Regions from separate parts of the Homo sapiens genome. Here region 2 is linked to region 1. A link is a contact called in ENCODE Hi-C or POLR2A ChIA-PET data. All regions are on one chromosome and are shown on one strand. Each heading gives the region's core, a stretch centred on a gene start or an enhancer-like site at or near the end of the contact. The rest is flanking DNA. Distances are from core to core; before and after follow the strand shown. Region 1 has its middle 3.2 kb from the start of LINC00426. Region 2 overlaps USPL1 (ubiquitin specific peptidase like 1).

Region 1 (3,875 bases), core at 838-3,337:
CATGACCAGGCAACTTGACTACATATTCTCCTCGACCTACGGTGGAGTGACATCCCTATAAAAGCCATTGTAAATTGAAAATATTGAAAGTCTAAAATGCTTTGAATACACCTAACCTATCGAATATCAGAGCTCAGCCTCGCCTCCCTTAAACGTGCTCAGAACACTTACATTAGCTTACAGTGGGCAACATAATGTAACACAGGCCTATCTATGTTATAATACAGTGTTGAGTATCTCATGTGATTTATTGAATACTGTACTGAATGTGAAACAGAATGGTTGTCCGGGTACTCACCATTAGCTGACACAGCTGAACGCACACTGCGCCTGAAGAGCGTTTGAAGCATTGAACTAAAATTAATTGCTGGGTGATGGGGATGCTACAACGACAGGGTCATCAATTTCTCTCTCTTCTGCTGAGGCTGGAGAACCACGGGTAGAAGGCGCTGGAGCATCAACGCTTGATGGTTTGGCAGGCGTAGTGCTCTTCCTTCAGGAAGGCATCAGGTGTCCGTGGTTTACCCTTCTGATGGCAGGGCTGCCTGGGTGCTTTGGCTCACAGCCATGCCCAGCATCAGGAGAGTGTCATACAGCATATCCCTTGCCTGTGGGATAAAGGCCAGTCTTCAGAATCCGAAGTGCACTTTTTGTTTTTTTTTTTTGAGACGGAGTCTCACTCTGTTGCCCAGGCTGGAGTGCAGTGGCATGATCTTGGCTCACTGCAACCTCCACCTCCCAGGTTCAAGCGATTCTCCTGCCTCAGCCTCCTGAGTAGCTGGGACTACATGCGTGTGCCACCATGCCTGGCTAATTTTTGTATTTGTAGTAGAGACGGGGTTTCACTGTGTTAGCCAGGATGGTCTCAATCTCCTGACCTCATGATCCACCCTTCTCGGCCTCCCAAAGTGCTGGGATTGCAGGCGTGAGCCACCGCGCCCAGCCCTGAAGTGCACTTTCTGCTAAATGCCTGTCACTGTCATACCATCCTAAAGTTTAAGCTGGAACTCTCTATGCTTGCACCTGTTGCCTGAAGGGTGTATTAGAAATAATAGTTTCCTCCAACCCCTCCCCACCTCATTTGTGGAAGAATCTCATGTCTCCCTCCTAGAAATGGATTCAGCCTGAGATTCTCAAGACCAAGGTGGCATCCCAGGGTTCCAGGCTCTGGAGACAAGGATGTGGAGGGAAGGGGGTTAGGGGGAGGTCACTCTGGGAAAACACATGTAACCTAGATCCCCAGTGAGCTAAGTGAGACTGACTCCTAGATGGAAATAGCCCCAGCGGACTTGTCACTGCAAGAATTCTGGTCTCCCTGGATACCTAGCATGCTCAAGAGCCCACTTGAAACACTGAAACACTTCAGCATACTGTATGTGCTCAGGGGAGTGGCTGAGACTAGCAGGTTGAGGAAGGAAAAGGAAGAGGGCCTTCTATGTGCCAAGTCCTAGAGCTCAGGCACCATACCAGGAGCCAACATGAAAAATAGTCTGCAGCAGACATTGCTCTCACCTCACACAAAACCACTCCAACCTCCTAGCAAGATTTCCTGTGCACCAAAGCCTGAAACACCAAAGACCTCTTCCTCCAAAGTCCCTTGCACTAGGGTTTCCCCAGAGTAATCTTCCAGGTCGATTATAATAATAATAGCAGCTTACCCAGGTAGATGCTCTAGTGCATGGTATAGCCTGAGCATTTTAAGTGGCCACCACAGTGCCCCTCTGGAAGCACAGAGGTGGAGGTGCTTCGGACCTTCTCCAGCAGGGATGACAGTGGCACTATGTCTAGTCAATCTCTAACCTCAGGGGCAGTCAGCAGCATCAGCACAGCTTCCTGGTTCAGCAGCTTTCCGGCCTGCAGCACAGGCAATGTGGTTTTTGAGTTCACAGTGGAAGCAGCAGATACAGCAGCTACCTGACTAAGCCAGTTTTGCAGTGTGGTTCTGAGACTGTACCTGGACCTAGACCCACTCTGTAGCCTCCCTCTCCAGCCCTTGACATCATTCTATAGCCCAGTGGTTCTCCAAGGGTGGGCTCTGGACCAGCAGCACCTGGGAACTTGTTAGAAATGCAAATTCTTGGGCCCCACCCCAGACCTGCTGAATCAGAAACTCTGGGGGCGGGACCTGGTAGGCTTGACTTTAGCAAGCCTTCTAGGTGATTCTGCTATGCCCTTAAGTTTAGGGACCTCTGCTGAAAGTCATCCACCTCTAATAAATCCATTTCTACTATAACTAGAGTGGATCCTGCTGTCTGCAGATTCATCCTGACTGAATCACAGTCGCTGTCCTCATGTTGTCCATAAGGAAGACAATAAATAATGACAAAGCAGCATGTCATTCTGGGGGAAGAAAAGAACAGGGTCACCTTACCCAGCCAAGAATGGTGACCTCCCAACTATTTTTATAATCTAGCCTTCGCAACAATTTTGAACATGCACCCTCAATAGTTATATTTATTTCTAAATTTTATATATACTCTATTAAACATTTAAAAATTATAAATAGAAACCTAAAAGATGAGATTTTTTTAAATGAATATAAATTAACGTTCTAATACTTTCTTCCTGAATCTCTAAGGATTGATTTGGCACTTTAGCAATCACTGCTCTAGAATGTCAGGATAACCTTTTGGCAAAAGTAACAGCAGAATCAAAGGAATTAAAAGGAGGGTGCAGGATATTTTTGTAGAACTTAGGCAAGGAAGCATCACGAGGTGACAATGACAATAATAATGATAATGACAATGATGATAATGATGATAATTTCTTATTTTTGAGCAACTAACATGATCACTTAGCCTTAAAAGCAACCATGTGAGGTAGGACTATTATTCCTACTTTTCAGATTGGGAAACTGAGGGCCAATAGTCTCCTATCTGGTAAGTGGCAGAGCAGGGTTTTGAAACCAAAATCTGGGTTTTTCCATTGCCGGTTTTGGGCTTGGACTACTGCATGGTTGGAAGAGCCATCTGCTGAGACAGAGAATTCAGAAAGAAGAGCGGGTTTGGAGAGAAGATGGTAGGTTTTGTTTTGATGTTTGAGGTGCCCCCGACGTATTCTGGTGAAGCTATCAAATACACAACTTAACATATGAAGCTGCAGAACCCAAGCCTGGCTGCAGAAAAGGGTTGGATATCTTTAACTTCTTAGCCCAAGTTGAAAATACTTATTTTGTTGTGAGCACCATGATGAAAAGGAGCAAGGGCCAGGTGCAGTGACTCATGCCTGTAATCTCAGAGCTTTGGGAGGATGAGGCAGGAGGATTGTCTGAGCCCAGGAGTTTGAGGCTGCAGTAGCTATGATTGTGCCACTACATTCTGCTACTTTGAACTTTTCTTCCAAAAAATTAGGATGAATGCAGAAATTACAAAGGACCCAGATAAATTTAGTAAGCCTGGGCAACAGAGCAAGTCCCTGTCTCAAAATAAATAAATAATTCTAAAATCTTTTAAAAAGAAAAAAGAAAGGAGCAAGTGGAGAGGGAAAGTAGAAGAGACAATGGGGGTGGGGGTGGGGTGGGACACTGGATAATGAATGGAGCGAGCTTCTCCATCAGCTACGTGGGGACAAAATTGTGAGCACTGCTGGGATTGTTAGCTTTGGCCAGGAGGAGGGACAGAAATCACACAGCCCTGGGCTTGAATGCCAGCTCCATCTCCTTCTAGCTACAAAACCATGGAAAAGATAATGAAGTAATGAACCTTGTTGCCTCTGTTTCCTCTTCTGTAAAATGAGAATAATAATATCTCTCCATCTGATAGAAATGTTATGCTGATTAAATGAGAAATGGTGTGAAGTGCATATCTGTGTTTGGCCCATAGAAATAACTCAATATTTGTTAACTATAATTAGCTAACTGTCATTATAACTGGTAT
Region 2 (3,875 bases), core at 736-3,235, 270 kb after region 1:
CTTCCTCACAAGATTTATAAGTATTTGCTATTGTTTAGAAAGGAAGCTTGTATCTCTTAAGTAGCTGCTCTTTAAATTACAAATATTTTTATTAAAGTGGATGCAGTTGAGGTTTAGTGTACATCTTTAAAGGTCATCTTTTTAGATGGCGTTGCTCTCAAGTATTCAGACTAAAGTGCAAATTTAGAACTTGTGTAACCTGTGAAAACAAAATTTGTTCACAATTAATGCTGTGTGTGTGTGTGTTTTTTTTTTAAGGATTAAAAAAAGTTAAGTTGTATGTATTCCTGATTTTATGTTTGGAAACATCCCCTTTTCATTTTTGGTTGTCTGTAATGGCTAGCCAGTTTGAGTTATTTGAGTAAGGGGTGAGCTCTTAATAAATTTGACAACCTTAGAACAGTGGTTCTTCACTAAGGGCTATTTTTTCCCCCTTGGGACATTTGGCAACATCTACAGACAACTGGATGCCGTTACTGGCATCTGGTGAGGAGAGGCCAGGGATGATGCTTAACATCCTACAGTGCACAGGACAGTGCTTCACAGCAAAGACTCTCTGGTGAAAAATGCAGTGATACCATTGAGGAACCCTGTCTTTTTTTCTTGCTTCATCTCATAGTTGAAAGATATGGGAAATTAACATGGAGCATCTTCACAGAGCTTCTTTACTAGAGGTAGGGAGGAACATTGCCATATTAACATGATTTGGGGAAATAAGAAAGTATGAATCACGAAAAAGGGGAGGAATACTTTTAGACATTGGTTTAAATTAATGTAAATGCATTTAACGTTAATGAATTTGTTATGTCATTTTTTTATAGGCATATGAAGAGTCTGGTCACCTTTACAAATGTCATCCCTGAGTGGCACCCACTTAATGCTGCCCATTTTGGTCCATGTAACAATTGCAACAGTAAATCACAAATAAGAAAAATGGTATTAGAAAAGTGAGTTAAAATTGTCTTATAATTTTTAGTACAAAATGAAGGTGGATTTACATTTTTCTTAATGTGTAGGATTGAAAATGGTGACAACAACTTACCTTTCTGAAATTTGAGTTAACATATATTTCTGGGTTGCCAGCTGCCTCGCTCTATCTGGCCAGTGAGCCCACTGTCACGGTGAAGCCACTGAAAAGCCAACTTAGGCTGACTCTCTGGCCCCACTCTCCTAGTGTCTTTCCTTCTTTTTGCCTTTTTTCTCCCTTTAAGGATATCAAGCTTCAGTTTTTCTCTCCTCTGCCAAGTGTATGGAGTTTCTAGAATTCTGGGATTTCCTTAATCAGATTTCAAGAACTAAGATGATTCAAAGATAAGCCACAGGCTCATCTCTCTGAATTTCCATCTTCTCCTAGATCTCAGCATGCTAATTCCTCATCATCTTGAAAGCTATCTAGTGGCCTTGAGCAGATATATTTTCATTGTATTTTGCCAGCTTTTCTGTTTGTCCTCAGTTGGGGAGGTTGGTCAGCATTACCTTTTCCAGTATTACCAGAGAACCATCTGTTTAAACTCACAGGTCAGTTCCATCTCAGGCCGTTTCCCTCTGTCTCATTAATGCACTCACACATGTACACAACCTCTCTACTCTTCATTTTCAGTCTAATCGTACATTAAGGAAATGTTTTGAGGTCTAATTTGATGTAATAAAGAACCGGGAACATTAACCTTTATGCCCTTGAATGTGCCAGAAACCCTTCAGAATCTTTCCTAAAGGTTTATTCTCATTGAAGTAATAAATCCTCAGTTTATCAGTGCTTACAGGCTCAAAAGGGAAAAAGGGCAGTAGTCCCCTGTTCCCTCCTCCAGGTATCTACTTTAAACCTTCAAATTAAGGTAGTATTTACTTTTACTTTTCAAATTGATGTGCCTATTCTACCGTAATGCAGTCTGTTCTCCTTTTATAGTAATTGAGACTAGGGTTCTCACACCAACACCTGGGCCCCATCTCTGTTTAGCCTTTCCCTGTCCTTTCAATGCAATTGCGTATTTGGCTAACTCAGTACTCGGTGTTTGCATTGTTATTAATATACATGTGTTATTCCCTCTTCAGCCAAGCAGTATATATAGTTAGGTTTCACTTTTACAATTCTTATTTTTCCGGGAATTGTTATTTGCCTTGTTTTCATTTGTTTTATTATGTACTGTGAGTTTTTGCCAAATACTTTAAAGACTTATTAATAAATTTTCAATACTCAGATGCTTCACAGTTTTTTACTCTGTTCCTCTCCCCTTTTTTTCCTGGAACTCTTTCCTGCCACCTTTCACTCTTTGCTGCAGTCTGCGCTGGTTCCTCTCTGGGCCTGCAGCATAGGGTGCTCTTTATTATGTACACACTTCCAGTCACTATCGTAGTTTTTAGCCCAAGGCCTCATCCCCACATTCTATCACATCTGTTGCCCATAAATATCCAGTCCTTTAGGGGTTCTCTGGGAAAAATAAGCTCTTCTTTGTCATCAACATATGCACTCCGTAGTACTCATGTCTTCACTTTGCCCGTTCTGCTGGGTAAGGTGCCACTTCTCTGTTTGCTTTCTGTCCTCTAAATATTTGACTTCTTATTTGCTTATTTTCCTTTCTTTGTCCTTTTGGACTCATATCTTTTTTGCCCCTCACTATTATTTGATAGCATTTGTGTAGGAGGGCGAAGTGGGAAGGAAGAGGAGGTGTCTGTATCTGTCTGAAGATTACAGAAGTCTGTAATCTGTCTTGGCTGCCAGGTGTCAGTTTTGAGATGTAAATGTTGATGATGAGGTGAGGAGAAGAGCAGCAGAGCATGGGGTCTGCCATCCTGCCTTGGACCATGGCCTGCTTTAGGCTGCTTGGTGTATATGATTTCATCTAGCTGTTCATACCTGCTTTTTCCTGTGCCCCAGCACTGAACATAGACTCGTACCATTGTTTTGTGTAATCTGTTAATTGGTTGCACTGCAGCATATATATTTTTTAACTATACAAATAAGTTGCTTCCCTTAAAGATTCATGCTCTGATCTGGAAATGGATTCATTAGGTAAAAGTCTTTTAATGGAAAATGTGTTTTGAGTTCCAGTGGGCCAATTTATGAGCAGAATTTATAATGTGGGCATTTCCTGTTTTCTTCAAAAGTAAATTGAACTAGTGTATGAAGTTTCACTTAAATTTTAAATGCCAAGGTCTTTATATAAGTCCTTTGTGTTTTTTTAATTTTGAAATTTGTATAACTTGATTTGTTTGTGTCTAATGGAATTTAGAAATAAATTTAATATAGTTTTTAGGGCTAACCTAAAAGTAATTGGGTTCATCATGGTGTCATATGTAATTAAAACATATAGAATCCTAAAAACTAATTAAGTTCCTTGGACACCTTATCTCACATAACCCACATCTCTAATGTCTCCCCATTGGGAAAAGAGTCCATTGATAAATCAGGTGAATTATGCCTAGCGGGCCCAAATCTGCTACTTTTCTTTAAGTTGTTTAGGAGTTACATTCAGACCATGGTGACATGGAGCACCAAGAACTTAGAATCAGATTTCATTTTACTTGACAAACTCTTGAAAGGTCACTGCCACAGTCTCTCTTGAGTGCAAGGCTATGGCTATGCTTTGTAGCACAGGGACGCGATATTTCTCTGCTATCTTTGGGTAGCAGAGGTTAACACAGCTCCCTTGTGCTTTCTTTCTCTCTTTTCTATTTTCTTTTCTTTTCCTAAGGATAGATCTTTAAATAGGAGGAGTTTAACCCCATGTTAGGTGAATTCAAATGGATCTTAGCCTGATGTCTCTTGTTCTCTTTTGGTTCCAGTTTGGTTAATTCCTTTCATCCAATTTTCCAGTGGTTGAGGGAGAACCTAACTTGCTCTCCTCGACTCTGAGCATCATCCTTCACTGACAGTT

What was found. Hi-C counts contacts between places; a loop is a spot of excess contacts on that map. ChIA-PET counts read pairs that join two places held with the same protein, here RNA polymerase II (POLR2A). Pooled maps may share reads with other maps.
Region 2: a loop to region 1 is called in a pooled map, with 1.8 times the contacts of the local background. The contact joins two enhancer-like sites. A Hi-C loop is called at or near these places in 4 of 50 pooled maps. POLR2A ChIA-PET finds 5 or more read pairs at or near these places in 3 of 52 experiments (GM12878, activated CD8-positive, alpha-beta T cell and activated T-cell).

What each region holds. Positions count from the first base shown.
Region 1 is chr13:30,375,169-30,379,043 of GRCh38, forward strand. No RefSeq gene overlaps it. Among named protein-coding and RNA genes, the nearest start is that of LINC00426, 3.2 kb to the left of the region's middle. RefSeq lists enhancers at 1,735-1,854, 1,985-2,044. Within about 2 kb of position 2,088, at least 5 of the 41 ENCODE cell types and tissues checked have a DNase peak (open chromatin) inside an H3K27ac peak, as active enhancers do.
Region 2 is chr13:30,646,111-30,649,985 of GRCh38, forward strand. USPL1 (ubiquitin specific peptidase like 1) reads left to right here. Exons shown (of 9, transcript NM_005800.5): 7 at 822-947. Among named protein-coding and RNA genes, the nearest start is that of TRN-GTT2-4, 26 kb to the right of the region's middle. Within about 2 kb of position 1,986, at least 2 of the 41 ENCODE cell types and tissues checked have a DNase peak (open chromatin) inside an H3K27ac peak, as active enhancers do.